Regions from separate parts of the Homo sapiens genome. Here all the other regions are linked to region 2. Evidence: chromatin contacts called from ENCODE Hi-C data. All regions are on one chromosome and are shown on one strand. The core of a region is the stretch at or near the end of the contact, and the rest is flanking DNA. Distances in the headings are between cores, read along the strand shown.

Region 1 (4,472 bases), core at 48-2,547, 3.4 Mb after region 2:
GTTCTACAAGGTCCTCTCTAGCTTTAGTTCCCTTCCCCCCGCTCCCGCCCGCATCCCCAGCCCATACATTTTAGCCATGGGTCCTGGCGTCTGAGCCTTTTGTTGTTCCTACGGACTCTTATGGGGCTCAACTCCTTTGCCGTGTCTCTATGAAGTCTTTCAGGTTGAAATTTCCTCCCCTGAAAATGGACAACATAAGGGCTTGCTGCATGGTTGATTCTGCTTTCAAGATTAATGTTCAGTGGCACGCATACGCACCGCCACTTGCAGAGGTCGACATGCACTTAGTACATGTCGGCAGAAGCAACTCTTAAGCCATTACTAACCGGGGCAGTTAAGTTCTGGCAATGGGCTGAAAGATCTTTCTTCATCGCCACTCTTCACTAAGCTACAAGACCAAGTACTTTCTCCTGAAGGTACTTAGAGGAGGAAAAAAGCACACCAGGAACTGTTGTGGGGGGTGAGAAGACAAATTCTACAGGGATGCAGAGCTAGTATGAACATGGCTTCCCCTATCTTCATGCAAAACTGCGTTTCTAGCCCACATGACTGATGTCTGTAAACGCAACTTTATGTTTGTGCACGTCTCTGCCCAAGGATTTTTTTTTCTTTTAACTCCAAGAATACGGGGGGAGTTGGGCAAGTCATTATAATAGGGCTCCTCTTCTTACCCCACTATCCGATGAGACATTTGATAGGGAAACCTCTGAAACTTGTAAAGCAATTTACAAGCAGGCCACCTACTTGTATTTAACAAATAGGCTAGAAATACCTATTTGTGGGAAATCGAGTCCCCAAAACACCCCAACCCCTCCGGGTCCCCGCCAGCACAGCCTCTCTTCTGACTGTCGCGCGAAGCGGCGGTTGACTAACGCGAGCCAGCCGTTCTGATGAACACAGGAGGGCCGGACGGCCCTGCTGGCTCGGACACCACGCGGAGGGAGAGTGCTGCCTGAGCCACAGTTGAAGAAACCGCTCTCGGGCTGGACGAAGGCGGAGCAGCAGCTCAGACTGGGCCAACAGAAGAGCCTTACAATGCCTGGAGCAGTCCGAGGACAGCCCCCGGCGCGAGGAACTCTGGGACTTGTAGTTCGCTTTCCCAGACAGCGCTTTTCCCCACTTGGTCTCCCCGCCTTTCAATGTCGCTTTTATTCTTCCCTTTACCTCCCAGCCCGCCGACTTCCTGGTCGTCGCACGTCCTCACGTATGACTACACTACCCAGAAGTCTCCTCTTCACGTCCCAGCGCGGGTGGGCGCCGGCGGCTCCTCTTAACCACAGGTTCCAGAAGTCCTCTGCAGAAGTGCTTCCCTCTCTCATTTCCAGGACCACAATTCCCAGAGACTTCGGCTTCACGACGTTTCTCTTTTTGCCCGATCTCTCCCGGAGCTGGCTGGGCTTCGGCCGGCCAGAGGCCCACAGCGACGACGTGATCCGTCGTGAGCGGGTCCCAGGGTTTCCTCGGCGGCCCTTTTTTCTCTCCCCTCGGTCGTCCCCCTTGCAGGCTGTCGCGGCTGGCCTGAGCGGTGACCTGGCGGGTCGCGCCTGCGCTCTGCCCTGTTTCCTGCCTGGCTGGTGGCGGCGGCCATTTTGTTCATCCTCCTCCTCCTCCTGCTCCTCCTGGTTGGAGCGCAGTGTCCGGAGCGGGCTGGGGGGAGAGAGCCCGAGAGCAGGGTTCGGTGCCTTTTCCTCTGTCCCCAGCCGGTGCCCAGAGCCCCCCTCCCCTTCCTCCCCACCCCCTCCCCTCCCCAACCCTGCCCTCCCCCTTGTCCCGGGATCGCTCCGTCGCACCCACCATGATGGAAGACGACGGGCAGCCCCGGACTCTGTGAGTACCCGAGACGAGGGGTGCCAGGCGCCAAGAGGCCCGGGCACCGCGGGACGCTAAGGGAGGGAGCAGGAGAGACTGGGCCGAAGCCGGGACTCTAGGCGGCTCCCTGACCAGGGCGGCGTGGACGCGAAGTGCATTCCTCATCTGTCCCCTTTTCCTTGGGAAGGAAATCCTCCCTTCCCCCAAACAGTCACTTCCTGGGGTCTGGGGCTTGTCTCGACCTTTTTCTCTGGCGTCCTTCTTTGCATGCCCTCCCTAGGCCGGGTTTCTGCACGGCTGAGGCTGTCAGGCCCAGGAGAACTCCTGCACCCCCTCCGCGTTGGACGCCCTGGGCTGGGCCTGGAGCTGCCGGCGCCCACGGGGGAAGGGCCTGGCGGGGGTAGGATTGGGGGTGGGCCCGGGGGTGGGCCCCGCGGGCCCTGAGGAATTAGCACTCACCCCTTCCACGTCCTCAGCTCGAGTCGCTCCCAGCTCTTCTCCCCAGCTAAGCTCTCGGAGGAAGCAGGACACTCTTTCACCACTCAAGCCCCTTCTCTCTTTATGCCCCACGTGCCCCCGCCCACGCTGTCAGAAACACCCGCCTAGCGCCCGCTACTTTTGAAGTACATAAGGGATACCTTTTGCTGCCCGAGCATCTTTCCCTTCTTGGATAAAGAAGTTTACTTTGAGCGCTCCCTACGCTAAACTGACAACCAGTTGTTAAACTCCTTTTGCTCTCTAGGTGTTGCCTCTTCCTAATCTGTTTGTGCGTCGAAAGCTTCAGAGTTGGCTAAAATTATGTCTTCATCCGCTATTTGATGTGTGTCTTCTGAACGCTTTTTCTCCTGTCTTGCTGTTGCTTTTTACCTGAAGCTCAATCTAATGAATGAATTCCATCTTCCAACCACTTAATTCTGGTTTCCTTCCTTTCCAATGAAGAGTGATGACTCAGCATTTGCATTCCTTTCTGAATAGTGTGGCACTCCTTTTCTCTGCATCTTTTTTTTTTTTTTTAAGTCTGAATACTTTTTAATTAAATGTTTAAATTGGGCACCCTAATTTCCCGGCCTCTCCAGGTCTAGCACTCCTACCTTGAGTACCAAGGAGTCAGATCGCTGCTTTGTTTCTCTTGCCTCTCCTGGTATTGATAGGATCATAGTCCACTTGGCTCTGCTCTCTGATGGGGAAATTGCTTTTTAGGGAATAGATGAAGGTGGAGGGGCACTCGAGAAGTTTGACTAGCTTCACATCTCTTCACTCCTACCAAAGAAAGGATGCTCAGTAAAGAAGATAGATGTTCAGTATTGATAGAGATTTTTTTGGTGTGGCCTTGTACAGGAATAAATGTGTTCTCTAACGTCTCACTGAAGTATCCGTCCCGTTTTGAGAATCTGAGGCCTACTGAAGCACATCCAATGCTTCAATGAAACGCCTGCTTAATAGAACGTCTTTGTGTTTTGTGTTGTCTTCCATTTCTGCCTTCTCTCCCTAGAAGAAAGAATTGGGACACACTTGAAATTTGTCCTTCAGGCCGGGCGCAGTGGCTCACGCCTGTAATCCCAGCACTTTGGGAGGCCGAGGTGGGCGGATCACGAGGTCAAGAGATCGAGACCTTCCTGGCCAACACGGTGAAACTCCGTCTCTACAAAAAACACAAAAATTAGCTGGGCGTGGTGGCGCGCGCCTGTAGTCCCTGCTACTTGGGAGGCTGAGGCAGGAGAATCACTTGAACCCAGGAGGCAGAGGTTGCAGTGAGCCGAGATTGCACCACTGCACTCCAGACTGGTGACAGAGCGAGAGTTCGTCTAAACAATTAAAAAAAAAATTTTATCCTTCAACATCTGTTGAAGCCAAGACTTGGTGTTGAGTTACAATGTGTACTTTGATATAAGCATCTGGGAAAGCTAGGCTTAAAGACTAGCTAACATGTATTTAACAAAGATAAAAGTTACATTGTATCTAAAAATCTGAAGTATCATCACACACTGAATGATTGATAAATACTCATGGCAGGGGTCTCATTTACTGTATCTGTTCCTTACCAAGAGGAATCTCTGGTTTTGTAGTGCTAAAGAATGTGCTTTTTTGATGTCTTTTATTTATCTTTGCATCTGCCTTGCCTTCATCCCTATCAGAGTTTCTCCAGGGGAATAATAAGCTAACTTCTTTGTCACTTATTTCCTTCCTCTACCTTCTCTAATCTCTTGTTCTTTCTTTGAAACAGTTAAGTTGTCTATGTTTACAGTTCTCTAAAACTGTGACATGTTCATATGAATAAATAAACATCTTAACTCTGTTGTTTTGTATGTCAGTACGTGTTTACTATTCTGTCTTCCTTTTTCCTTCTCCCACCCTTTTCCATAGGGCCTTTTTTTTTTTTTAAGAGAAGGACTACTACATCTTCCTAGGTCTTACCCCCACAGCACTTAGTTCACTGCCTGGAACATAAGAGGTACTCAGAATTTCTACAGTGATTATACTTCTTTCATTAAATTAGTATTAAGTTCTTTTTTAAAAGTCCTGGTTGAACTAAGATTGTAGGCAGACATTACTGTCACATGTGGTGCAGTCTGTTGACTTTTATATATTTTTTAAAACCTTCAAATGTAAAATCTTGAGATAAAAGCAAATGTTTAACAATTGGGATTTTTATTAGAGTTTAA
Region 2 (4,898 bases), core at 1,163-3,662:
AATGCTAGCTTTCCATTTGCCTCTGGATAGAAACCAAAATTAGCCCTACCTTGCATTTCTCCCCACTCCATGCCACTTGTGTCCACAGCCATCTACCTACACTGTGGCATGAGGAAACTCCAAAGCTCTTGACCTTCAATGGCTCCTAACAATCCAAAAGGATCAACCCCCAATTCCCTAAAGTGGCCTCAGTCCCCTTTTGTTGCAGTTTTCTGACCACTCCTTTCCCCTCCTAAACTCTAACCCAGCTTCCAAAGAGCCTATCACTTCCCCAATGGTCCTAGTCATTTCTATCTTCTGAATCTGCACGCAGACTGTAGCCCCTTAGGATTTGTTCCACACCTACATGACATGGGGTTAGTTGCACATAGTTCTAACCTTTCCTCTAAAAGATAAACTTCTTGGAGGTAGAGTATTTTATTCATTATTACATCTGGCATAGCACACAATGCTTCGTGCATGGCAGTAAGAGCTGATATTTACCGAGAGCTGACTACATTCCGAGCACTATTCTAAGTGCCTTACATGAACATATGAGCTCATTTAATTTTCACAACAATTTTGGAATACGCACAATTATTCTCTCCATTTACAGACCAGGAAACTGAGACCCAAAGCATAACCTGTCCAAGGTTATACCACTAGGAAGTGAGAGGGCCTGGGTTCAGATCCAAGCAGCCTAGCTACAGAACCTACGTTCTTAACCACTATGCTACAGTCGATGTTCAATCAATTTAGCTAATTTATGTAAAAGAGCTTCAAAAACTATAAAGGACTATAAGCCACAATAAACCAAAAGTTCAAACAAAATAGGTTTTTGATATCTCTAAGGACGGGGAGACAGTAGTATATGAAGGTTAAGTTTAGAATCAGACCAGAGTTCGAATACCACCAGCTCTATCCCTTTCTATCTGTGGGCAAGCTATTATTCTTTTTCAGCATCTGCAAGATTAAACTACTTGTTAAGATGGTTGTGAGAATTGAGATGACTCAGGTAGAACGAGAACGTGCCTACCACAGAGTATGCGGTCAATAAATTTTGGCTCTAAAACAGAGTCAAATTGTAAAACCAAAGAAATTTTCTTTGCTAAGTTATTAACCAACAATTATAAACAGTATTAAACAATAATCACTTACTGTTTTTTATTGCACTTCAGGCCTGTAAAACAGTCAAATAACATTAATTATCTCTAATAAGAAAAAGGGTCAGAGTTCTGCCTCTGGGCATAAGACTGAAGCAGCAGTTGGAAAGCCTAACTCATTAAAGCAAATGCAAAGGAAACATTAAAAGCACACGTAAGCAGTGGGAAAATTCCCAGTGAAGTGTACTGACAAATACAAGTGTATCCAAATGTGTATGTTCTGAAAAGCATGCTATATAATAGGTCCAAGGGGTGAAGAGCATAGGATGTTAACACAGGGGCTGTTAACAGTTTGTGTGGGTGCACAGATAAGAATTAAGCACAACAAGAGGCTGGTTTCAGCTTAAGTTCATGGAAGAGGGACCGGCACCGGCTCCGGCTCCCCTGGGCGGCGGTGAGTCTATCCACGGAAGATACCCAGGCTCCAGACATGAGATAAGGGGCAGAGGGAACTCTGTCCCTGGCCGGGAAGCCCGAACAACTCCGAAGTCCCTTACTACCTTTGAGCGGGGCCGCGGAAGGAAGGACAGGGAGACACCTGCTCAGAATGAGACTGGGCCTATATTTTAACTATCTTTTTTGGGGGAGGGGGTGTGAAATGTAATCACTCGGGAAAGGTGCGTTAGGGCATCAGGGAGGTGACATCTGTGCAAAATGCATCCAGAGATCCAGAGATCCAGACTCGGTGGCTCTCAGGACGCAACGGCCTGCAAAGGACATCTTGCGGACGCGACCCTCCGACTCCACTCAAGGTACTTGCTCCGCCAAAGCAGCTTCTAGACAGCCCCGACCCCCTTGCCACCAGCTGCCTCCACCAGAGGCCTGAAGGGGGTCGGGGTCATAGACTGCCCGCGGGTAAAGAGTCTGGGGACCCAGGACGTGGAGCGGGGCTCAGGCCGGCGCCCCGAGGCCCGTTAGAAGGCTCTGCCAGCTGCGATTCCAGGGGCCAAGGTCGCCCTGGGCCCCCAGGACGCCAGCCTCGAACGCACTCACCAGCCTGCTGCCGCGCAGCAACCGCACTGCCAGGCCCTCCATCCTCGCCGCAGGCCTCTCCGCTCTGCGCCTCTGGGTCTCTAGCCAGCCCCTGGGAGTTACCCGAGCAAGGCCCCGCCCACTCAGTACCCGCCCCGCACACACCCCCCCTTAATCCCTGCCCCCTGCTGCCTACGGAACCCCAAGAGAGACAAACAGGCCCCTCCTCGCTTTCGCCCTCCATCCTGCTCACGCGAGACTTGAGCAAGGCAGGGGGGCGGGAAGGGAGTCGGAGACACAACAAAGATGGCGGCGGCGACTGTGACGGTGACGAAGACGGCGGCGGCGGCGACGGCATTTAACAAGGCGGTGTGGTTTACTCCATGCAGTTGTCAGGAGGTAAGTAGCAGGCTGCCGGCTCGGACGGCGGCGACGCGGCAGGACAGGGCGGATAAGAAGGAGCGGCCGGAGACTGGAGCTGGGTTCGTGGCGGGCCGGCTGATCCGGACGGAGACTCAGTTCAGTGGAGGGTCGGGCGTGGTCGGTAGGCGGGCAGGTGATGGCCCGGGACCTCTTTAGCCGGAGGGCAGTGGACTGCGGCGCCTATGGCCGCGAGAACCCCGAGGGAGCGGGGTCTCCTGCTGTCATTGCCTTCGAGCAGGAGCTCGGAGGCTCCGGGGCGGGGACTGTTGCTTGGCTCTGACAGGTGGTTCTGCGGGAGGCGTCCCGAGGTTTGCGTCTTCACGGGGTCCCAGGGGCTGGGAGTCAGCCGGGCGCGGGTCTCCTAGGTGTTTCGAATCCTGGCGAGGATGTCGCTCCGAATCTTGGTGAGGCTGCTGCCCCGACGCCGGTCCCAGGCTGATTGTTGGGAGAAGGACGTTTAAAGCCTTCGTATTTTATCTAATGATCCTGCCCGGATCCGTCTCTACTGCATGGGCACCCTTATTTTAGGAACATGTGAGATTTGAGAAAGACATTGTAGCAAATAACTATTCAGGTTCATTCGGGGTTTAGATCTTTGGATAAACTGTGTGGAGCGCGAGTAGCCAAGCCTAGCATGCTCGATGACTGGATCTGAAGCTAAACAAGTTCTAGCAAACACTAACCACGTGGCCTGCTTAGAGTCCCCTTGATGTGCTGGTCAGAACCCGAAAGACGTGTGACAAGCGGAAGAAGACATAAAGGCGTCTTAAATTGTGTGATCTGAGGAAATTCAGTTTTGAAAGAACAGAATGTATTTAAAACAACTTTTTTTTAAACGTAGGAACTAACAATTTTAAAAATTCAATTTAATTTTGATTTATGTCGTGTTGTCACAACAGCTAAAGGTTATTATTATTGATGAGAGTTCGTTACAGTGAATTGAAATGTCTGGTGTTATTTTCCCCTAGCGGTCCAGGATGTTTCCCAGAAAACCGTAGCTGTTTTGTGTTATGATAGGATAAGAAGGATGGGATTCAGATGTGCCCTTATCGGGTGTGCATGTTTTTTTTGTTTTTGTATTTAAAGCCCTTTCCCATTTCCCTACTTAGGACTATGCGTTGTTTTTATGCAACTACAGCTGTTCAGCAGTACTAAGCTTGACCGTTTTGGAAGTGTGCTGTGACTAAATGAAGTTAATCTTAATTTCTTTAAACTGAAGTTTAACTTAAATTTAGACATTAAAAATCTTGCCAAAAACTAATCCACCAGTGAGAAAACGGTAGTCACACCAGTTATTCTTTGGTGATCCTATGGAGCTTTTGCTGAAGTGAAGCTACTGCTTTGTTCTTTGATTAATCTGTCAGTTCGTTTTCTTTTCAGCTAATGTAATGATAAGATTGGCATAAGTTACTAGCTCATTCAACCTGTAGATGCTAATTAAGTTTTTATCTTAAAGGTTTTGATTTGTGGTGTGCTGTTTGTTTTTTATGCAGACCTCTGTATGGCTTTTCAATTTTAGTTGAAATTCTCTCTCCATGGCCTTTTGGAGTCCCTTGCTGTATCTCCGAAGTAAATTTCAATTACTCTACATTTCATCAATGTTGGAGTGGCAAGAAAAAGGAGGAACAGATTTGGGGTGAAAAGGTTAGATTGTATAATTTCTCTTCTGGATTTCTTTCAACATGGTTTTACTTATGTTTTATTTTTATGTTTTGATTTCTGATTTCTCAGAGCCTCATAATTTCTTTTTTTGCCTTCAAGAGTTTTTGACAGTTCTGAAATCAGGAATTGTGTTCCAATTATTTTGGAAGGCCCATGTTACTCCATAGAAACCAATCCTTATTTGTCAACGTTGTCTGTTTATATGTGTTCTATAGCAGAGTAAATCTCAGTGACCATAATTATTAGGCTATGGAGGGTAAACACATCTATTGAACTGTAATCACTTTATGTGTATAGGCCTGCCTTACCCATAAATTATTATGTAAGTAAATTAGTTGCTAATATTGTATTCTTCCTTATGGTTACCTATGAGAAGTAAGACTTCTCATGAATGCTAGGTGAACGAAACATATCCTGCTGTTCCCTAATCATGTTCTCAAAATTCTCCCACAGTTTATAAAAAAGATAGAAGGAAGAAGGAAGATAGGTTAGAGAGCTTCTTCTCTGGTTGTTTCATAGTTGTGAATGCCTTCTAATTTGCATTTCAGTGCCTGTGTTTTAAATTATTAGCTACTGGTTAAGAGGCTGGGGGGGGTGCACATATATACACACATGTAATTGTGTGTGTGTGCTTGTATATATGCTTGCATTGATCAACAGCTTCCCATTTATGAGACTGAAGAAGAAAGATCAGACGAC
Region 3 (4,543 bases), core at 1,262-3,761, 4.3 Mb after region 2:
TGATTAGTACCAAGCCCATCAGTTCTAAATGTTTTCTAATTTCTATTATGATTTTATGACCCATGAGTTAATTGGAATAGTGGAAATATGGGGCTTGCCAGTTACCTTTTGGTTATTGATTTTTAACTTACCTATATAGTGACCAGAAAATGTGGTTACTATGATATAAATCCTTAGATATGTGGAGACTTGCTTTATGACACAGTATGTTCAATTTTTGTAAATGTTTAGCATATTCTTGATAGGAGTGTGTATTCTATGGTCATTAAGGCAATATTCTACACATATATATTAGATTAAGCTTGGTAATTGTGTTACTCAACTCTTCCAGTACCTTAAAGATTTTTTTGGTCCCCTCGGTCTATGTATTAGTTTCCTGTAATCAGTTGCTTAACAAATTATCACAATAGGTGGCTTAAAAAAACCGACATGAATTCTCAGTTCTGGCATCTAGAAGTCTGAAATCTACATGTTGGCAGGGTCACAATCCCTCCAGAGGCTCAAGAGGAAAATTTGTCTCTTCCAGCTTTGGGTGCTGTCAGCATTCCTTGACTTGGGAATGCCATCACTCCAATCTCTGCTTCTGTGGTTACATTACCTTCTCTTCTCTTCTACCTCTCTTTTATAAAGACACCTATCATTGGATTGATGGCCCACCTGGATAATCCAGGATGATCTTCTCATCTCAAGAACTTTAATTACATCTGCAAACGCCGTTTTTCCAAATAAGGTCATACTCGCAAGTTCTAGGAATTAGGATATGGACATATCTTGTGGGAGGCTGTATTCAACTCACTGCAATTAGAGAGGGAGTGAAAAATCACCTACTCTGATGGTAGATTTCTTTGTCTTCTTATACTTCTGTTCATTTTCGCTTCATATATTTTGTGGCCATATAGTCGCTATGATATAAATCCTTAGATATGTAAAGACTTGCTTTATGACACAGTATGTTAGAGACACTTTTTTGACTCTATCTTCCCTGTATATTGGACTTTTTTTTTAAATGTAAAGACCCTTCTTTATCCCATCGCACTCACCCAGCCATCTACCTAGAGTCTGTTGATGATAAACCATTAGTTGTTTGAAACAGAATTTGCCTTCCTTCTGCCTCTCTTTTTGCCACACATGTAATTCTAAGGTTTTATGTTTTCCCCTTCAGCATACCACTTAATTCTCTTTTTTTTTTTGGAGACAGTCTCACTCTGTCACCCAGGCTGGAGTGCAGTTGCGCGATCTCGGCTCACTGCAGCCTTGACCTCCAGGGCTCAAGTGATCCACCTAAGCCTCCAGAGTAGCTGGGACCACAGGCACACGCCACCATGCCAGGCTAATTTTGTTTTTAGAGGCGTGGTCTTGTTATGCTGGTCTGGCTGGTCTCGAATTCCTGGGCACAAGCGGGCCTCCCATCTCTGTCTCCTCAAGTGGTTGAATTACAGGCGTGAGCCACTGCGCCCAGCTCGCATTTTTTTTTTTTTTTTGAGATGGAGTCTCGCTCTGTTGCCCAGGCTGGAGTGCAGTGGCGCGATTTCGGCTCACTGCAACCTCTGCCTCCCGGGTTCAAGCAATTCTGCCTCAGCCTCCCGAGCAGCTAGCTGGGACAACAGGCACGTGCCACCACGCCCGGCTAACTTTTTTGTATTTTTAGTAGAAACGGGGTTTCCCGTGTTAGCCAGAATAGTGTCGATTTCCTGACCTCGTGATCCGCCCGCCTCAGCCTCCCAAAGTGCTGGGATTACAGGAGTAAGCCACCGCGCCCGGCCTGAGCCGGCATTTTTAAAAGTTGGGTTGCTGGCCTTAGTGCATACAAACGTAAAGGAATTTTAAAAACACATGAGTAACTCAAACGCATTTCTTTTTTGCGCCATCCTGCTATGTGTGATTCGGTTTTTATTCTCGATTTTGTGCGTGTGTGTCGCGACGGCTGGGGACCGACCCAAGAGCAGTCGGACCACGGGCCGCCCAGGGCGGTCTCATCCGTTTATAACCTGCGACCCCGGGGCCTCTTGTGGTCCCGTACCTCCGTCCCAAGCAAAAGCCGGGGCTCTCAGGCACTCAGAGGTGCGAAGGCCCCGTAGACTTGGAGGACGCGAGGAAAACACCTCCAATCACTCTGGCCAGTCCACAGCTACTGCCAAGACTGCTCCGCGCGCGTCCTCAGGAACCGGCGAGGGCCTCGTCGTCATGGTAACCAGATTGCGAACGCGCGTGCGCAAGACACACCTTTGTCACGTGAGGCCGGGCAGGGGGCGGGGCCGGCGAATGCCCGTCCCGACCCGTCGCGCCTCCCCTGTTAGCTCCCTGCCAGCCGAGGCGGGGCGAACCTCTGCCCTGTTGCGTGGGAGTGACTCACAGCTCCCGCCCCTTTTGGCTCCGCTTTCTCGCGGCCAGTCCCTCGCACCACGTGCCCTCCTGGCCGCGCCCCCAGCTGCCCTTTCCAACTGCCTGTTGGAAGCCGCTGTAAAACGTCGTGAGGAGCGCCGCTGCTTTACGGCTGCCTCTCCCAGACTAGAGCCCCGGAGCGCCCACCGCCGTCAGCCGCGTCTTCAAGCTAGTCGGCCCCGCGGAGAGCGAGAGACCCTGCGCACCGCAGCCCTCTCCGCTGCGCCCATTCCTGCCGCCGGCGATGTAACTCGGGGAGGCAGCGGTGCCCGCTGGCCCGGGGTTGAGACAGGCGGCAGGTGCCTGTGAGGCGGGCGGGTGCCGGGGGCCAGCAGGATGGAGGAAAGCATGGAAGAGGAGGAGGGGGGCAGCTACGAGGCGATGATGGACGACCAGAACCACAACAACTGGGAGGCTGCGGTGGACGGCTTCCGGCAGCCCCTGCCACCTCCGCCGCCCCCCTCGTCGATCCCGGCCCCTGCCCGAGAGCCTCCGGGGGGGCAGCTGCTGGCGGTGCCCGCGGTCTCCGTGGACAGGAAAGGCCCCAAGGAGGGGCTCCCGATGGGGCCGCAGCCACCGCCGGAGGCTAATGGGGTGATCATGATGTTGAAGAGCTGCGACGCGGCCGCCGCCGTGGCCAAGGCGGCCCCCGCCCCCACCGCCAGCTCCACCATCAACATCAACACCTCCACCTCCAAGTTCTGTGAGTCCAGCCTTTCCCTGCAGCCTTGGCTTTTCTCCACCTCACTCGGACGCCGAATCCACCCCCTCTTGGAGAAAGCTCCGCTTCCTTTGTTTCAGGCCTCGGTCTTTCCTCTTCTCCCCGTCCGCCTTCGCCTCCCTGCCTCCTTCCCCCTCACCGTCCCCTCCCCCTCATTTGGTGTCTGCGGCCAGCGCCTGAGCGGCCCTGGCTTCTTGTATTACCTGGCCTAGAGAGGCAGCCTGGTACACACGGAGCCCCAAGTTCGGTCAGTGCGATCCCTATCACAACTGGCAGTCTCTCAACATTGGGAAGCTCTTTTCGCACCCGTCTTCTCTTGAAGTTTCACCCTCAAAGTGAGGGGAAAATAAGGCTGCCTGAGTCTCGTTAGGGAAAGGCCTTCAGTCTTCTGCAGCCAGAGAGAGAAAAGAAATCTGGCAACTTGTGTTCTTGTGTTTTTGGCCAGGCTGTGTTAAACAAGTAAGGAATTTGAAAGTTGACCTATATCTACACCTTGTTCCTTCTCTACTGTGTTACACTTTTGCATCCTGCTAGGGAAATAATGAGTTGCTTTCCGATGCAGTGGCAGCTCCGACATCGTCTTGAAGCTAATAATGCATAAAATCACTTTTCAGAGCTTACACTCATAAGAATAAGCCTTTCAGGATGGGTTATGTCTTGTGTCCAAACCCAAGATTGGGTTGCATGTTGAACTTTATGTTAGTAGTCTGTCTTAACGCTCAATTGCACGCATTAAGATTTAAGACCAAAATCTGTTTTGTAATCCGAAACTGCCTCTGACCAGGATATATGTATGCTTCCATAGCTAGGAAAAGAATGTGCTTTTACTTTGGTTTGTGTGTATGTGTGCGTGGCGGTGGTGGTGGTGATAGGATGTTGAAAATGATTGTGACCATCACAGCCAGGTTTTTCTCTCCTATTATTAACTGCAAGTTTTGAGTGGCATCTGGTAAAGCAACTGGAGAGTTCATTTCTAGCTACTAATTTTATGAAGCTGTACTTGTCCAGTTAGCTGTGCAGAGAAAATATTTGCCTTGATGCAGATAGTCGGAATCTTACACACTGTGTGTGGGAACAGCGCGTAATTTTATTTGCCCCAAGATACTGCCTTAGTCAAAGACATTGATATGTACGTTTGGTAAGATTATATACGCTTTTTCTCCTTATTCATGATAATCATGTTTATATTGTATAGTTTGTGTGTTGAAGGCTGTGTTGTGGAACCAGACCTCCTGTAGAGTGGCAGAATGACTTCACCTGAGTCACGAAGGAAGATTGCCTTAGTAAAGTTCCTTTGAAGAGTTCAAAAAAGAGCATAAAGTTAGGAACAGAAATCAGTAAAATTGAGAACAAAAGGATTTGTCACACCAAAAGATTATTTTTGTGAAAAGATGAGTAAGCTAGGCAGACAGACCTCTGATAAAAACGACAAGAAAAAAA
Region 4 (4,670 bases), core at 258-2,757, 5.0 Mb after region 2:
AAAATGTATAAGAACTCTAAACTTAATTAAATTTGATTTCATGATGTTTATTTGGTTTTTGTAAGTTTCAGGTGTCAAATTATTTCTCCTTAGAGATCCTGGTGAAATTCCACCATTGACTGTTCCAACGTACTGTTTAAAAATCCCTAAGAATATTTTTCTTTAAAGTTGACAACTGTGCACTCTGGGATCCAGATGCTATATTCGCAGTACGATGATTTTGTTCTGTTTTCCACACATGGCCTTTTCATACACTGTCTCCCAGGGATGAAAAATTCTGCCTTGAATGAGAAGTTTTAAACCTTGCTTGAAAATAATAAACACGATACTTTACATGTTTATGGCCATTTAAGTTAAAAAAACGTGCATTTACATGTATCATATTGTTTTACTCTCAAAATTAGTCTTGTAAAGGGAAAAAAGGCATTAAGTAATTCAGTAAATTGTCTGCTGCATGCTAGCCACTATGAAGGGACTGCATGATAGACAAGGCAGTCCCAAAACTTAGAATTTCCTTGGGAAGGTAAGACACGAACAGAATTAACAGCAATGGGGTGGTACATAAGCGTCTCTTCCAATTGAGAAATAGAGGGGCAAAAGGAGATTTATGTGCCGCATTGTGCTAGGAAAGGCACATGTATTATCCCCTGAAACTCGAAACCCGTGTTTGGGGCATGGTCTCCACATGATTTGCACAGTCCACCACAGTGTGAGTCCCCACGGGGGTCCTTTTGACGTCGAGCCCATAGAGTCGTGATGGAGTCTTAGACATGAGGTAGAACTGGCTTTTTTACTCGTGAAAACACTGAGGCTCATGGAGGTGAAATGACTCGGCCAAGGTCACACACACTGATAGCGGCAGAGGCGCGGCCGGAACCAGGTCTTCTGATGCCAGCCCAGTGCCTCCCTACATCTCTACTCCCTGTGGAAACTATTTGCTTCCCTATCGCCCTTCGTCTGGGTGGGGGATGTCATTTTCAGTCAATTTACGGACTTTTCAAAAAGAGAAGGGTGGATAGGAGATTGGAGAAAAGTTTCCTTTCGGTCAGTGAAGAGGCCTGATTCGTTCCAACACCATTTATGGACCTGCTCCTGCCAGGCACTGGGCATCCAGGACACAGCGAACACAGATCCCCTGCCCTCAAAGACGCCCTAGTTAGGGGCGTCTCCGGGTCTTTGATGACCTCCTCTCACGAGCGGTCCCCAGCCCTCCCCAGGGCTCACCTGCCGGCCTCTGCAGGTACCCACGTCCCTAGGACCCGCCACTGGGCCAGGCCCAAGCAGCATCAAGCCCCGGGTCCCCGCCATTGCGCCCGCGTCGCGCGCCTCCAGTCGCCACGGCAACCAGGGAGGTGCTGACCCCTGACCTCGAGGCCCCGCCCCTTCACGTTCCCGAGACCAACATGGAGAAGGCCAACCCGGAAGTGCCGCCGCAGCCGCCCGCCCGGTGTTAGGAGCCGCCGGCCGGGCCAGGCCGAACCAAGCGCCCGCAGCCCTGCAGCCCGCTGCCCGCCCCACGTCCCGCCGGCGCCGGGGCGGCCGCGTTCCCCGCCCTCCCCCACTCCACCCCTGGCTACCCGCTCCCGCCCGAGAGGAGGAGCTGAGGCGAGGGGGAGGAGGAGGAGGGAGAGGTTTGCGAGAGGGAGCGAGGCCGCGTTAGCCGCCGGCGGTTCGTATTACCGGGGTCGGGAGGAGGAGCCGGGCCGAGCCTGCGGACGAACGCCGGGCGGGCGGGAGGCGCGGAGGCAGCGGAGGCTGCTCGGCCGCAAGGAGGCAGGCGGGAGGCCAGGGGTGCAGAATTGGGGCGGGGGCTCCCTTCACCCCCGCAGCCCTCCGCCCGGGTCCGTGTGGCCAGGCCTCACGTGCCCCGCAGGCCTGGGGAAGGTGGAGACAGGGGCGGGGGTCCGCGCAGAGGCCTGCACGGCGCGGCCAGGTGATGGTGGGCCTCTGTGTTTCTCCAGACGAAAGGGGACCCCCGGAGCGGCCGTGCCCCTGGGCTGCCCCCGCGAGGCGTTTTGACATCAGCCATAGGGAAGTCGGGGAGCCCTGAGCCTGCCTGTTTCCGTTAAGTGTCCTTAGGATGCAGTGATTAAGGAATTAGGCTCTCCCTCCGGGAGGGGCACTGCCTGTGCTAGGGAACTCGGGGGCAGAGAAACAGGACAGGATGATGCTGTCCGAGCAAGCCCAAAAGTGGTTTCCAACCCACGTGCAGGTCACAGTGCTCCAAGCCAAAGATCTGAAGCCAAAAGGCAAAAGTGGTACCAATGACACATACACTATAATTCAGCTGGGCAAGGAAAAGTACTCCACCTCTGTAGCTGAGAAAACCCTTGAGCCAGTTTGGAAGGAGGAGGCCTCTTTCGAGCTACCTGGATTGCTAATTCAGGGAAGTCCAGAGAAATACATTCTTTTCCTTATAGTTATGCACAGGTCCCTGGTGGGTCTGGATAAATTTTTAGGGCAGGTGGCAATCAATCTCAATGACATCTTTGAGGACAAACAAAGAAGGAAAACAGAGTAAGTTATGTAATTTATTTTGAATTTGGGGGAGTTTATATCTTATTTATGGTTTTTCTGTTCTTGGAAATTATCCGTATACTTCGGGCGTTGGTTTTTGGATTGAAATATGATCCAGTTTTAAGCACCATATTTGCATGAATCTGAAGTAAAAGTAGCACTCGTGATGAAATATTTTTTAAATGGAATCATTAATGATCCCTTATTCTTTCTGTTAAACATCTGTCAAATAATTGAATATTTTGTGGTGGATTTTAAGTAAGTTAACATTGTTTCAGTATGAGGACTGGATCACAGTATTGACCAACTAGAACTTCATATAAATTGTTATGGATTTTAAACCTTACAATTATCAATGAAATGGAAGATGAGAAATTAAATCTGGCAATGTAATGTTGATGTGTCGCACTTTGTAGCTGTCAAAAGATAAATCACCAGATTTAGAACTCAGTATTTCGTTTCAGCGTTATAAACACAGCTTTTATTTTAGCTCAGCCATTTTTCAGGGTCAGTGTGCCTTGATGGGAGTCTATACCTGTTAGAAAAAAAAAAAGTTTTAAAAGTATGTACAGACATCCTCAACTTCGAATGCACTTACATTTTCCTTTGAATTTGCAATTACATCAGAGTTATTGTATTCAGAATTGATTTTCCAAAGCTATTGTGTTTAGACCATATTAAATGCTGTAGGATGGAGAGAATGATAAATTTTTGTGATGAAATGATTTGATAACATCTTCAGTGGTCTTTTCAGTATGACTTTTGAGCTTGAGTTAGATACATTTTAATTTAAAAAATCATAATATAAATTAACACTAGGATATTGTGTCTTAAATTGAAAAAAAATATGTTTTTAGAGTTAAGTATACTCACCCCTTCCATAAACTTAAAAGGACATTATATTAATGAAATTAGTGAGAGAAAAATACTGGTTGAACTTCTAAGAGGACTTTCCATTTCCAAAATAGTGTTGGTGTTTTGTTCAGTTATAATTGAATTTATTTACTCTTTAAAAAACTTTCTTACAATGATATTTTTCTTGAAGTTTATGTTAATTCTTTACATTTTAAAACGACTCTCTCTTGTTCTTTTCTGTACATTTCTACTCTCAGGCTTCTCTTGATTGGAGTTTTTTTGTTTCATTTTAAATCAGGTCTTAACCTAAGATTTAATATATGTGGAGTAAAAGTGTAGAGAGATCAGAAATACTAGGAATGCAGGAGGAAAAATGGTACCATTTAATTGAGATGAAAATATTTTAGAAGGAGAGAAAAAGTTAAATGTAAAGTTTAATATATATCAGTGATTTGAATAATAAAATTATTTGATACCTAAAGAGTGGCATTCAGTTTCCTCCGAGGGATTCTTTATCAAATTGAAAGTGAAAAATGGATAATTACCAAATAATCTGTTTCAAATTGCCAATTTTGGGTGACACTTAGTAAATATTTAACGTGTTTTGAATGTAAACTATTAAGTATATTGCACCTTCAAATTCCTCACTTCATTTATAGTACTTTAATATTCATGGATCATGTATTTCAGGCCTTCTCTGAAACATAAATTTTCCTAGTGAAAGTAGGACCAAATGTGAACCCAAGGAGTCTGAGGATGAAATAACCTTTTACAATTTCTTCTTGTTTTACTCCTAGTCCTGGGCAACATCACAGTTACAATACATTTGGTGTGAGCAATACTCTAATATTATGGTCTCTCCTTATAGAAATTCTCTACTGGCTATTATATAAAATTGATTAGAACTTTAGGGGTAAAATGCTTTTAAATGTTATCAACAGGGTTTGTGATGTTATTGCATTCAAAGTGATTTTCATATATTGCTAAACCCTTAACATTTTATTTGTGGATAAATGGGGACCATGTATTTGATGAGATATCTTTATTGGTAATATTTCTAGTTTTTTAATATATTTAATAGCTTCCTTTTCTAGCACAGCTGTACCTGTGGCCCAGTAAGAGACAGACTTGAGCCGCCGGTATATTTCAAGGAAGATATTTAATATTCTGCACATTGCTAAACTTTTTCAGCATATTCCCAAGTGCTTTTTAGAAAACTGTTTCGAGTGATGAGGACTACCAGCTAACTTAGATGTCCTATGAAACTGCTGGGTGTGACACTTTTTACATTTTGACAC
Region 5 (4,765 bases), core at 1,280-3,779, 3.1 Mb after region 2:
AAGAGCAGACATTTCCATATCATACATTTAATTTGCCTGTTACTGGCCATGAAGCGAAAATATGGGATTTCCCCTTTTGATGCCAGGGTCTTGGCAACCCTGTCTCTTAAATGAATGAATGGAATGGTGGTAATGACCTGGATTTGAAACTCAAGTTTTCTCAACGTACCCAAACTCACAGGAACCAGATGTACAATTGAGTGTGTCAATTAATTACCTTACACTAAGAAATACAAACTATTCGTTTTTGCCCTGAAGTAAACCAGAATGTCACCCCAAAATGTGCCACTTTGGCATAAGGATTATTTTCATATTATTAATTTAATTATAATATTATTATCTTGGTAACTGAAAAGTAGATCCAGACAGTCCCCAACTTAACGGTGGTTTGACAAGATTTTTTGACTTTATGATGGTGTGAAAGCAACACCCATTCAGTAGAAACCATACTTCAATTACCCACACAGCCATTCTGTTTTTAAATTTCAGTACAGTATTCAATAAATTGCATGAGATATTCAACATTTTATTATAAAACGGGCTTTGTGTTAGATGCTTTTGCCCAACCGTAGGCTAATGTAAGTGTTCTGAGCATGTTTGCAGTAGCCTACTGATGTTTGATAGGTTCCGTGTATTAAACACATTTTCAACTAATGACATTTTATTTTTTTGAGACGGAGTCTCGCTCTGTCACCAGGCCGGAGTGCAGTGGCATGATCTTGGCTCACTGCAACCTCCGCCTCCCGGGTTCAAGTGATTCTCCTGCCTCAGCCTCCAGAGTAGCTGGGACTACAGGCGTGCGCCACCAGGCCCAGCTAATTTTTGTATTTTTAGTAGAGATGGGGATTCACCATGTTGGCCAGGATGGTCTCCATTTCTTGACCTCATGATCCGCCCGCCTTGGCCTCCCAGAGTATTGGGATTACAGGAGTGAGGCTCCACGCTGGGCCTCAACTAATGATATTTTCAATTTACAATGGGTTTATTGGGATGTAACTCCATCCTAAGTAGAGTAAGTAGAGGAGCATCTGTACAAAACAAGCTCCCTACCCTTCCACTATGTACCTAAGAGCAGGACATACATTTTCAAAGGTGTCCCACCTCCTCTTTCTACCAGGGACAAAAGTTAGTCACCAGAGACAACTTTAGACCCTTATCAGCCAGCGATGGCGCTAGAAGAACCTACATAACACACTTTACTCACTACCTGTAACTACCATTAGTTTCTCGTATCTCTGCCTTCCCACTCTGCTGTTTTTGGAAACTTCAAACTGCTTTCGCCATTTCTCCCCAGTTATTGTTCTTTATTGTAAATGCTACGTAATTCCCCCATTCTAAGCCACCTGTTTGAGTTACTCTTCCTTGAGTTTTGCCCATATAAGATGTACATGTTACTAAATTTTTCTTTTGCCAATCCGAGCTTTGTGATAAGGGCCGCAGTGGAGAACCTAGAAAGGTAGAAAGATTTTCCCCCCTTCCTACAGCCCCAAGGAGGGTTTGAGACACGGGTTCCGTTTTTTTCCTTCAGCTCCTCACTTTGTAGATTCCATTCAGGTCATTCCCCTTCCGTCACCATGCCCTTTTTTCATTGAGTAGATATATCTGATGGGCCTGGGGTTTTCTTAGGTACATTTCAGGCCCAGGGGAGACACAGTTTCATTCTTTTTTTCTTTTTTATCGGACAGCCTCCTGAACCAGAAGAGGTTCAGAGCGACTCCCACAGTTTCACTCTTGAACTTGGGTATTTTCCAAATTGCCTCAGCAAAAGGCTGCTGTAGTCGGTCTTCGTAGCTTCCTTCTCCAGGGTATCCTAGCGGCGCGCAGTGCAGGAGCCTCGCACCGCTCCCCGACGGCGGCTGCCAGCTTCCAGACAGACGCCGACCCGGTGTTCGCAACCAGGGCGCAGGCCGGGCCCGGAGCGTTTAGAGCGCCCGCCCCTCGGTAAGGAACCGTCCCTGAGCCACAGGGCCTGACGCGACTGCAGAAGGAGCGTGGGGTCCTCCGAGGTTCCCCTTCTCTAAATGTGCACCTTCCTCAGGGAGACCTTGTGCAGCTGAGGGAAAAGTCACCACTCAGGGTTTCGGGCCGGGGACCCAAATAAAAGTGCTGCCATCAGCAAAAAAAGAAAAAAAAGGCACGAAGAGGAGGTGGGCGGATTCCCAAGGCGGTTTCGCCCACTAATTTTGCCCAGAGATGACTCTGAGGTCTCTGAGCTTAATGCTTTTCAGCTGTTGTGCAGACTCGCTTTGCCCTCTTATAAGCCCACTATGGGAGTTCCCGCTACACGCCGGCCCAGGGGTACAAACGACAACGCGCCGCCCTTGGAGCGCGTCGCCGGGCCCCGCGCTGCGCAGCCTCCAGCGGCGCTGCGTGCCCTTCCTTTTGCCCGTCTCCAAGATGGCGGCGCCGCCGCCGCCCCTCCTCCTCGCCGCGCAGAGCCGCGCTGCGCCGCGCGCTCCCGCCGCCCCTCCCCACGCGAGCTCCACCCAGGTCGCAGGCAGCGCGGTCGGCGGCGGCTATTTCCCGCCATTGTGCGAAGTGAAGGCTAGGGGCCCGTACGCGCCCGCCTGACTGTCGCCAGCAGCTCCTCGGCGGCCCCACCGCAGCCGCCGCTCCCTGAGGCGCGGGAGGCCCGCGCCCCGCGGCTCGCTGTGCGTGGGAGGGCGCGAGCGAACGCGGGCGAGGAGCGGCCGAGCCGCTGAAGAGGAGCTGGGCGCCGGCCGCCCGGCCGCGCTCGGCCCGCGGATCGCCTCCGCCCGGTCTTCGCCGGCCCCGGCCCCTGGCGAGATGCCGTGTGGGGAGGATTGGCTCAGCCACCCGCTGGGAATCGTGCAGGGATTCTTCGGTGAGTGGCGGCGCCGGGGGGCGGGCCGGGCGGGCAGCCGAGTTTGCCGGGCCCCGGGGCAGGGCCCCGCCGCGCGGCCCCCACGCGGTACCATCTCGAGGGCTCGCGTGGCCCGAGACGGGGCCCCGGGGCCTGCACCGGCCCCAGCTGGGACAGCCTCTCCCCCGGTCGCAGCAGGCAGGGGCAGGAGCCGGGCCGCAGGTACCTCCCACCTGCCCGAGTCGCAGCTTGGGAGCCGCCAAGGTGAAGTCGTGGGGCGCGGGCTGTGATTCGCGGGCTGTGATTGACGGCCTCGCTCCCAGCCTGTGGCAGGGCCAGGGCCCCGGCCCCGGGCGCAGCAAACTCGGAGGTCCTCGAACCCTGGGGAGGGCCCGCAGAGCCGCGGGGAGGGAAAACCACTTTGCCTGTGGGAAGCCCACAGGATATTTCAAAACTTCCGGTGCGTCGGGGAGTGCTCGCTTGCACAGAAGTTGGTTCTAACTCCTGTGCTACCCTCATTCTCTCTTTCAGAGATAAGATTTAATGTTCATAGCTTAGTTTTCCTGTTGGGATGACTTTAGAACCCATCTAGTCTGGATCTGCTCCTGTGCCAGAGCCAGCAAGAAATATTGAGCTACTTGAGTTTGTACACAGGGCTGAGAATCCTGCAGGCGAGCTTAGTAAATTTTGGTTGCGATTGCTGTTGCTACTTTACTGCGAAGGGTATACGAAGAAAAGTTTATATTTGTTGTCGTTAACTGGGCATTTTGACAACCGTTCCATTCCCCAGTGTCTTTTTACACGTAATGAGTGGCGGAGTCAGATCCAGCTAGAAATCACTGTAGATGGCAACACCTGACTTGTCTGGAGTTAACTTAGAGTTGTAGAGCGGCCTTAGCTCATTGAAAAAAACATCTTGGGGTACTAGAGAGAAAAGGCAGTGGGAAGCTAAATCATCCTCAGCAGCCAAAATCGACGGCAAACAATGTATGGTATTTCTTATAGGAGGGCCTCTAGTGCTTACTCAGGAAGTCCTTATTAATTTACCTGTAATTCTAATTAGTTTAGTTACCTGGCTTCCCAGGCTGTAACTAATGGCATTATATTAGAAAAAAGCCTGGATAGACGTCCGAACTTAGCCAGTGAACACTGACAGCCTGATGAAGAAATTTAAAACTACCTTCATACTTGAAAAAAAAAAAAATTCACTATATAGCAGTCAAGGGTGCTTTGAGGAAGGGGCATATATTTCTCCACTAAATCCTAGTAATTTATGTTCATAAGAATTCTAGAAATGATAATCGATGGTCAACACAATGGCCCCAAAATGTCAAGTGAAGATTCAATTGTAGCATTGGTTTAAGAGGGTGCAGATGCATAGATACTTTTTAGGAAAAATCCCTCCAAAGTAAAAAGGTTTGGTGCTTAAAGGGTTAAATTTCAGTTACTAATATTAGAAAGTTTATTTATTAGAAATACCCCATACTCTGATTTTGCTGGATAAATGAGATGATTTCATATTTGATAGAGATTTGAATGTATTTGTGTCAAATTTTGTCTTCTAAATGTATGATCCTAAGGGACACATCTCATCATAGTACAGGAAGGATGTAACTTAGATATAAAATAATAGCTTCAGAGTATTTTATAAATTATGTGGATTGTTGTGGGAACCTGAGAAGTTTCTTGATGTGTTTCTCCCCAGAATGTCTTGTTCCCGTGTACGTTGTGTCTTATAGAAAAGTCATAATGTGTTCGTAGAAGCTGTTGCTATATTTTCGTATCACTGTGATTGTATTGCATATCTTTATTATAACAGCATTACAAGTATGTTTGTGTGATAACTTATAGGCACTTTTTGGTTTAGTAGGAAATTGTTTTCCCCCCAGATAGGTAATGCATATGCATTGTACAGAAAGAAAAAAGCAGTTCAGCAACATA
Region 6 (4,494 bases), core at 538-3,037, 3.3 Mb after region 2:
GGAAGGGGAGAAAGCCAGACAAATGGTCAAATCAGAGAAGAGAATGACAGAAGACTGGCCAAAATTAGCCTATCCATAATAACTCTATCCCGAGATCATCAAGAACTTTATCTGGGCCAAGGAGTTTATCCTCCATTCTGAAAAGAGGAAATACAACGTAATAGCAAGAAAATATAGACAGAGCCTGAGGAAAAAAATAAGTTATCCTTCACTGCTCTGGCAAAGCAACTAGTAGGCCTTCCTAAGAAAGCAGTGGGGCCTGCCCAAAAGTGTTCTGGAGGTCACAGAACTGCCCTGTGTCAGTGTCTCAACTCTAGGCTGTGACCCCGAACGAGTTACTAATAACCTCTCACTCCTTTCTCCTCACCTGAAAAAGAGGATCCCACACGTGTCCTGTAAGGTTGCTGTGGGGATTGGAAATAATATGTTAAAGGGCCTGTCCTTAAAAACCATCCTATAAGTGATACCACGCTGTGATCTGAAAAGCTCATCTGAACCTTTTATCCTTTTCAATTCATATCATGTAATCCTTCTGTCTAGACTGCACATAAGAATTACAAGTAAGTCTGAAAAGCTCTGGCTCCTTCCTTAAAGAACTCTATCCTCTCGCTTTCCCTAAAGTGGAAGAATCTCTGAGTGATATGAGGAAAGGATTAGCAAGCCAAAAGGGGCAGGTGCCACCCAGCCCCATCTTACAAGAAACTGGACTGTCAGCGCTCTGAGGGCAGGGACTGCTCTGTTTAAACCACGACTGCACACACATTTTCCTAAAGCAAGCTAATTGCAGACTTAAGCCTCTCCGAACAGCTTACATGACACCCAAACATGGACCCACAATACATTTTGTGTCGCACAACATCAAGTCACACAAAAATCTCAAAATTATACATTACAATACAATTTAATTGTGCTGTGGTATTAAAGTCAAAGACAAAGGCTTTAAACCGAGTGCCTATGAGGTAACCACAGTAAAGTCACACCTTTAATAATAAGGGACCAAGAACACACGGGATGGCAACAGGGAGTGAGTGTCCAGCAGAGCCCTAGACGGAACTGGCGCAACCGCTCCAGATCGGAATTCGAACCCAGAACTTCTGGCGAAGGCCATGTAAGAACTACTCCAAGGAGGAAGAGGCCTTTACGGCCAGGTGCACCTTGCTGGAACTTTCTGCCGGAGGGGACCCCCTCCCCTCGGCCTGGGCCCCAAGCCCCAAGGGCGGCCGCGTGACGCGGTGGGAAGGACGAGGGTCGCCAGCCCCTTCTGCTCCGCACTGGGGTAGGGGCTCGGCGCTGTCTCGGAGAAAGGCCAGGCTCCTTCCAGTCAGGGAATAATGACAGCTCGCGCGCTCGCAGCCCGCCCCGCCCCGCCTCACCAGGCCCGCAGGCGGCTCCTCCCGCCCGGCTGAGGGGTCCGGCCGCGCCCCCTCCTCTCCCCGCCCTGGCCCGGGGTGCCCCCCGCCCGCACCGCCAGCCTCACCGGGTCGGAGCTGGAGGCCGCCGTCGCGGCGGCTGCACCACAGCGCGCGCTCGCCCTGCTGCAGGATGTAGTGGTCCTTGGCTTGGAAGAGCTCCATGCTGGCCCCGCGCGCCCAGGGAGGCGGCGGCCCGCGGGCGGCGCACGGGGCGTCCTAGTCGGTCGAGGCCGCCAGAGCCCGCGCCTCGGGGAGCGGCCGGGTAGGAACCGCGCCGAGAAGCAGCGGCAGAGGGAACGCCCCGGGGCACCCGACCGGTAGGAGGAGAACGCGCCCCGGCAGCGGCGGCGGCAGCGGCGGCCGTAGAGGCCTCTCCCCCCCGCTCCTCCCCTTCCCTGGCTCCGCCCCAGGCCCGGCTCCACCCCCTCTGCTGGCTACTCTCCCCGAGCGCCCGGCTCCGCCCCTCAGCCTCCTCCTCCTTTCAGCTCCCTCCCGCTTCCTGCCCTTTCCTCCGCCTTCTCCCGGGTGTCTCCTCCCAGCTCCTCCCCGCGGGTCTTTCCTCCTCCCTCTCGTCCTTCCGCCCGCCCCTCCCGCTCTTGCCCAGGCCCCTCCCCCGGCGCGCCAGCCTTCCTGTCGTGGTCACCGGTGGCAGCTCGGGAGCTCGGCCGAGTCGGTCTGGACTGACCGCCTCCCTCCGCGCGGCCTTGGGGACAGGCGCCCACCGCTGGGGCCTCCCCTCCGTGCAGGGAGGCGCTCACGCTTCGCCAGGCCGAGACCTGAATCCAACCCCACACCCGCTCTCCCGGAGCGGTGCGGGGTACGTTCCCCGCGGGCCTGCGCTGCCTGCCCGTACCGAAACCAGGCGAGACCCCGGGGCCTGGCTACAGGGGTTCATCCCCAGCCAGGCCCACAGCCAAGCGGAGGCGTCTTCTGTTTTCGTATTCCCTATTAGAAGTTTGACAACAGGAGGCATTCAATAAATGCACATCAACGAGGGAAAGCATGTAACAATAGAAAACACACAAGCATTAGCAGCACGCGGCTAAAGAGCGAGGAGGAAGGGAGGAATGTACAGGTGCTGCTGTGTCCCGAATTAAGCAGGGCGGTTTGGAGAAGACTTCACAAATGGAGCCAGTTAATGAAGCAAGCGGAAGGAATATCGTTTGGCGAGGATAAGATGAATGGAGACCCTCTCGGGGAAGGAGGAGTCTCCCCCAAACATCCTTGAGCTCAGTCTGTCTTGAAAAACCAGTTGATATCCTGAACAGAATGGGTCTGGAGAATGAGGCCCCCACTTCCGGGGCCAGTTCGAGGACTATCTAGCTGTGTGATCTTGGGGAAGTCTCTTGGTCTCAGATGGTGGTTGAACTAATGACCTTTTATGACACCCCCAGTTCTATAAATCATTGAGTCTTCCTACTCCTAACTCCTTGCCTTCTCTAATGCCTGAATCGGAAACAAGAGAAAAAGACAAGAAGTAGGAGATGAGAAAAATAAGGCAATACTTTTTTTTTTTTTTTTTTTAGTTTAGGAGCGGAAGTTTATAGGCAAAAGAAAAGGGAGAACAGCTGTCTCTCTTGCGAGAGAGAGGAGTGACCGAATGGGACTTCTCAGAAAGCAATACTTTTAACCTTCTGCTCAAGTAAAAGTGAGAGGGTACAAAAGCAGGAAGGAGTTCCACATGACTAGTTATTCCAGCCCACAGTGTTGAATTTCCATAGCACAGAAAGTCCAATGATAACAAAGCGTCCTGGAATCTTTTCTAAGTACCATGCCTCTGTGCTGTCCAGACACCTCAACATAAAGGTCGAGGGAGGTGGTTACTCTATCAAATCTTTGTGATGTGATTTGGAGAAAGAAGGTAATGAAGCTATAAGAAGCTTCAGTGGAACCATCGGTTTCAGATTGATTGTTTAATTCAGCCATGTGTTGACTTAGCAAAAATGAGAATGAGAAAATCCTATGAAGACATTGTATCCTGCAAATTATTTCATTATTGTTTTATGAATTACATTGCCAGATGTGAAGAAAACAATGCTGTTGTAACTGTTTTAAAACAATTAATTAGTTCATTGAAACTTTTCCTGATGTTTTAGATCCATGGTTCCAACCCTGGCTGCCTATTAGAATCACCTGGGGAATTTTTCAAACATATCAATGCTTGGACCTTAGACCAATTAAATCAGAATTTAATTGGGGTGGGGCTCTGGCATCAGTTTGTTTATTTTTTCTAAGCTCCCCAGATGACTTTACTATGCAGTCAGGCTTGAACACCACTATTTTAAGTGAAATTAATTAGTAAAATCTGCCTGACAGCAGCTTGGAAAAAAACAGCAGTCAGTCATTAACTAATGCCATCATATGGGCTTGGTTACCTGTAAATGCAGAGTTAACAAGCAAAGTCTTTAGGAGAGAGGAAAACATGGAGGGGAGATGCTTCTGTAATTATCTGACCCCAATGCACACTGCTGTCTCCCTCAGGCTCCAAACACATGCTGTGGGGTAGGCACAGCTCTAGCCTGGCTGAGCAGAGTGAAAAGAGCACATATTTTCTGTCCCTGGTAGATGTCACATCCCCAATCTACTGCCACAGTTGCCTTGCCTTGTTTCTGCTATGAACTTCCTGAACCTTGGCCACTGCAGCCTCTCCACTCCCTGGCTAGCCTATCCTCGGCCTGTGGCTAACTTGCCAGCCTCATCACCCTCTTCCAGCTTCCTAATTCAAGGTCCTCCTGCCCCGATGCCACCCAGGTTTTAATGGAAAGTTCACGTGATGCTGCTCTCCTTTTTAAACACAGATGACCATCATACATATTATATATCTTCTTTTACGTGTATGGCATATATATGCTAATTTAAGTATAATCACTAAGGAGTTTGGTTCTAGCCAGTTCTGTGTGATTTTGGTCAGTTCACTCAATCTCTTTTGATCTCAGGGTCCTTATTTATGAAAAGAGATGATCACTAAGTGTTCCCTTCCAGTGCTGAAATCAATGTGAGGAAATGTGTCCACGTAGTTAAACCTACACAAATGATGGTAAATAAGCCAACTGTGATTATCGATTTAGCCCTTCAATATCTC

What was found. A loop is a pair of places that touch in the nucleus more often than their neighbours do. Pooled maps may share reads with other maps.
Region 1: a loop to region 2 is called in a map of sciatic nerve, with 20 times the contacts of the local background. The contact joins the promoter of TIAL1 here to the promoter of IKZF5 in region 2. A Hi-C loop is called at or near these places in 2 of 168 maps with a recorded cell type or tissue (naive thymus-derived CD4-positive, alpha-beta T cell and sciatic nerve) and 11 of 50 pooled maps.
Region 3: a map of CD8-positive, alpha-beta T cell shows a loop between it and region 2 (7-fold over the local background). The contact joins the promoter of CACUL1 here to the promoter of IKZF5 in region 2. A Hi-C loop is called at or near these places in 3 of 168 maps with a recorded cell type or tissue (CD8-positive, alpha-beta T cell and naive thymus-derived CD4-positive, alpha-beta T cell) and 12 of 50 pooled maps.
Region 4: a map of CD8-positive, alpha-beta T cell shows a loop between it and region 2 (31-fold over the local background). The contact joins the promoter of CASC2 here to the promoter of IKZF5 in region 2. A Hi-C loop is called at or near these places in 2 of 168 maps with a recorded cell type or tissue (CD8-positive, alpha-beta T cell and naive thymus-derived CD4-positive, alpha-beta T cell) and 10 of 50 pooled maps.
Region 5: a map of CD8-positive, alpha-beta T cell shows a loop between it and region 2 (9-fold over the local background). The contact joins the promoter of MCMBP here to the promoter of IKZF5 in region 2. A Hi-C loop is called at or near these places in 2 of 168 maps with a recorded cell type or tissue (CD4-positive, alpha-beta memory T cell and CD8-positive, alpha-beta T cell) and 10 of 50 pooled maps.
Region 6: a map of CD8-positive, alpha-beta T cell shows a loop between it and region 2 (30-fold over the local background). The contact joins the promoter of INPP5F here to the promoter of IKZF5 in region 2. A Hi-C loop is called at or near these places in 3 of 168 maps with a recorded cell type or tissue (CD8-positive, alpha-beta T cell and naive thymus-derived CD4-positive, alpha-beta T cell) and 7 of 50 pooled maps.

The regions. Positions count from the first base shown.
Region 1 is chr10:119,593,789-119,598,260 of GRCh38, reverse strand. It overlaps TIAL1 (TIA1 cytotoxic granule associated RNA binding protein like 1), which reads left to right and starts at 1,297. Exons shown (of 12, transcript NM_003252.4): 1 at 1,297-1,827. The coding sequence starts at 1,796. It overlaps LOC105378512 (a long non-coding RNA gene), which reads right to left and starts at 2,697. Exons shown (of 2, transcript XR_946358.3): 1 at 2,269-2,697; 2 at 1-1,647. RefSeq lists enhancers at 85-174, 70-1,067, 1,065-1,654, 1,068-2,066 and silencers at 1,665-1,774, 2,185-2,284.
Region 2 is chr10:123,006,309-123,011,206 of GRCh38, reverse strand. It overlaps IKZF5 (IKAROS family zinc finger 5), which reads left to right and starts at 2,412. Exons shown (of 5, transcript NM_001372123.1): 1 at 2,412-2,513; 2 at 4,031-4,181. It overlaps ACADSB (acyl-CoA dehydrogenase short/branched chain), which reads right to left and starts at 2,201. Exons shown (of 11, transcript NM_001609.4): 1 at 2,136-2,201. The coding sequence starts at 2,177. RefSeq lists enhancers at 2,296-2,625, 2,906-3,135.
Region 3 is chr10:118,752,938-118,757,480 of GRCh38, reverse strand. It overlaps CACUL1 (CDK2 associated cullin domain 1), which reads left to right and starts at 2,511. Exons shown (of 9, transcript NM_153810.5): 1 at 2,511-3,085. The coding sequence starts at 2,719. RefSeq lists enhancers at 2,150-2,444, 2,443-2,582.
Region 4 is chr10:118,043,658-118,048,327 of GRCh38, reverse strand. CASC2 (cancer susceptibility 2) reads right to left here and starts at 1,507. Exons shown (of 4, transcript NR_026940.1): 1 at 1,225-1,507. RAB11FIP2 (RAB11 family interacting protein 2) reads left to right here and starts at 1,387. Exons shown (of 5, transcript NM_014904.3): 1 at 1,387-2,517. The coding sequence starts at 2,165. RefSeq lists a silencer at 1,460-1,949.
Region 5 is chr10:119,870,607-119,875,371 of GRCh38, reverse strand. It overlaps MCMBP (minichromosome maintenance complex binding protein), which reads left to right and starts at 2,529. Exons shown (of 16, transcript NM_001256378.2): 1 at 2,529-2,845. The coding sequence starts at 2,788. RefSeq lists enhancers at 2,000-2,169, 2,035-2,194 and a silencer at 2,425-3,074.
Region 6 is chr10:119,723,343-119,727,836 of GRCh38, reverse strand. It overlaps INPP5F (inositol polyphosphate-5-phosphatase F), which reads right to left and starts at 1,787. Exons shown (of 20, transcript NM_014937.4): 1 at 1,478-1,787. The coding sequence starts at 1,574. RefSeq lists a silencer at 1,359-2,128 and an enhancer at 2,739-2,788.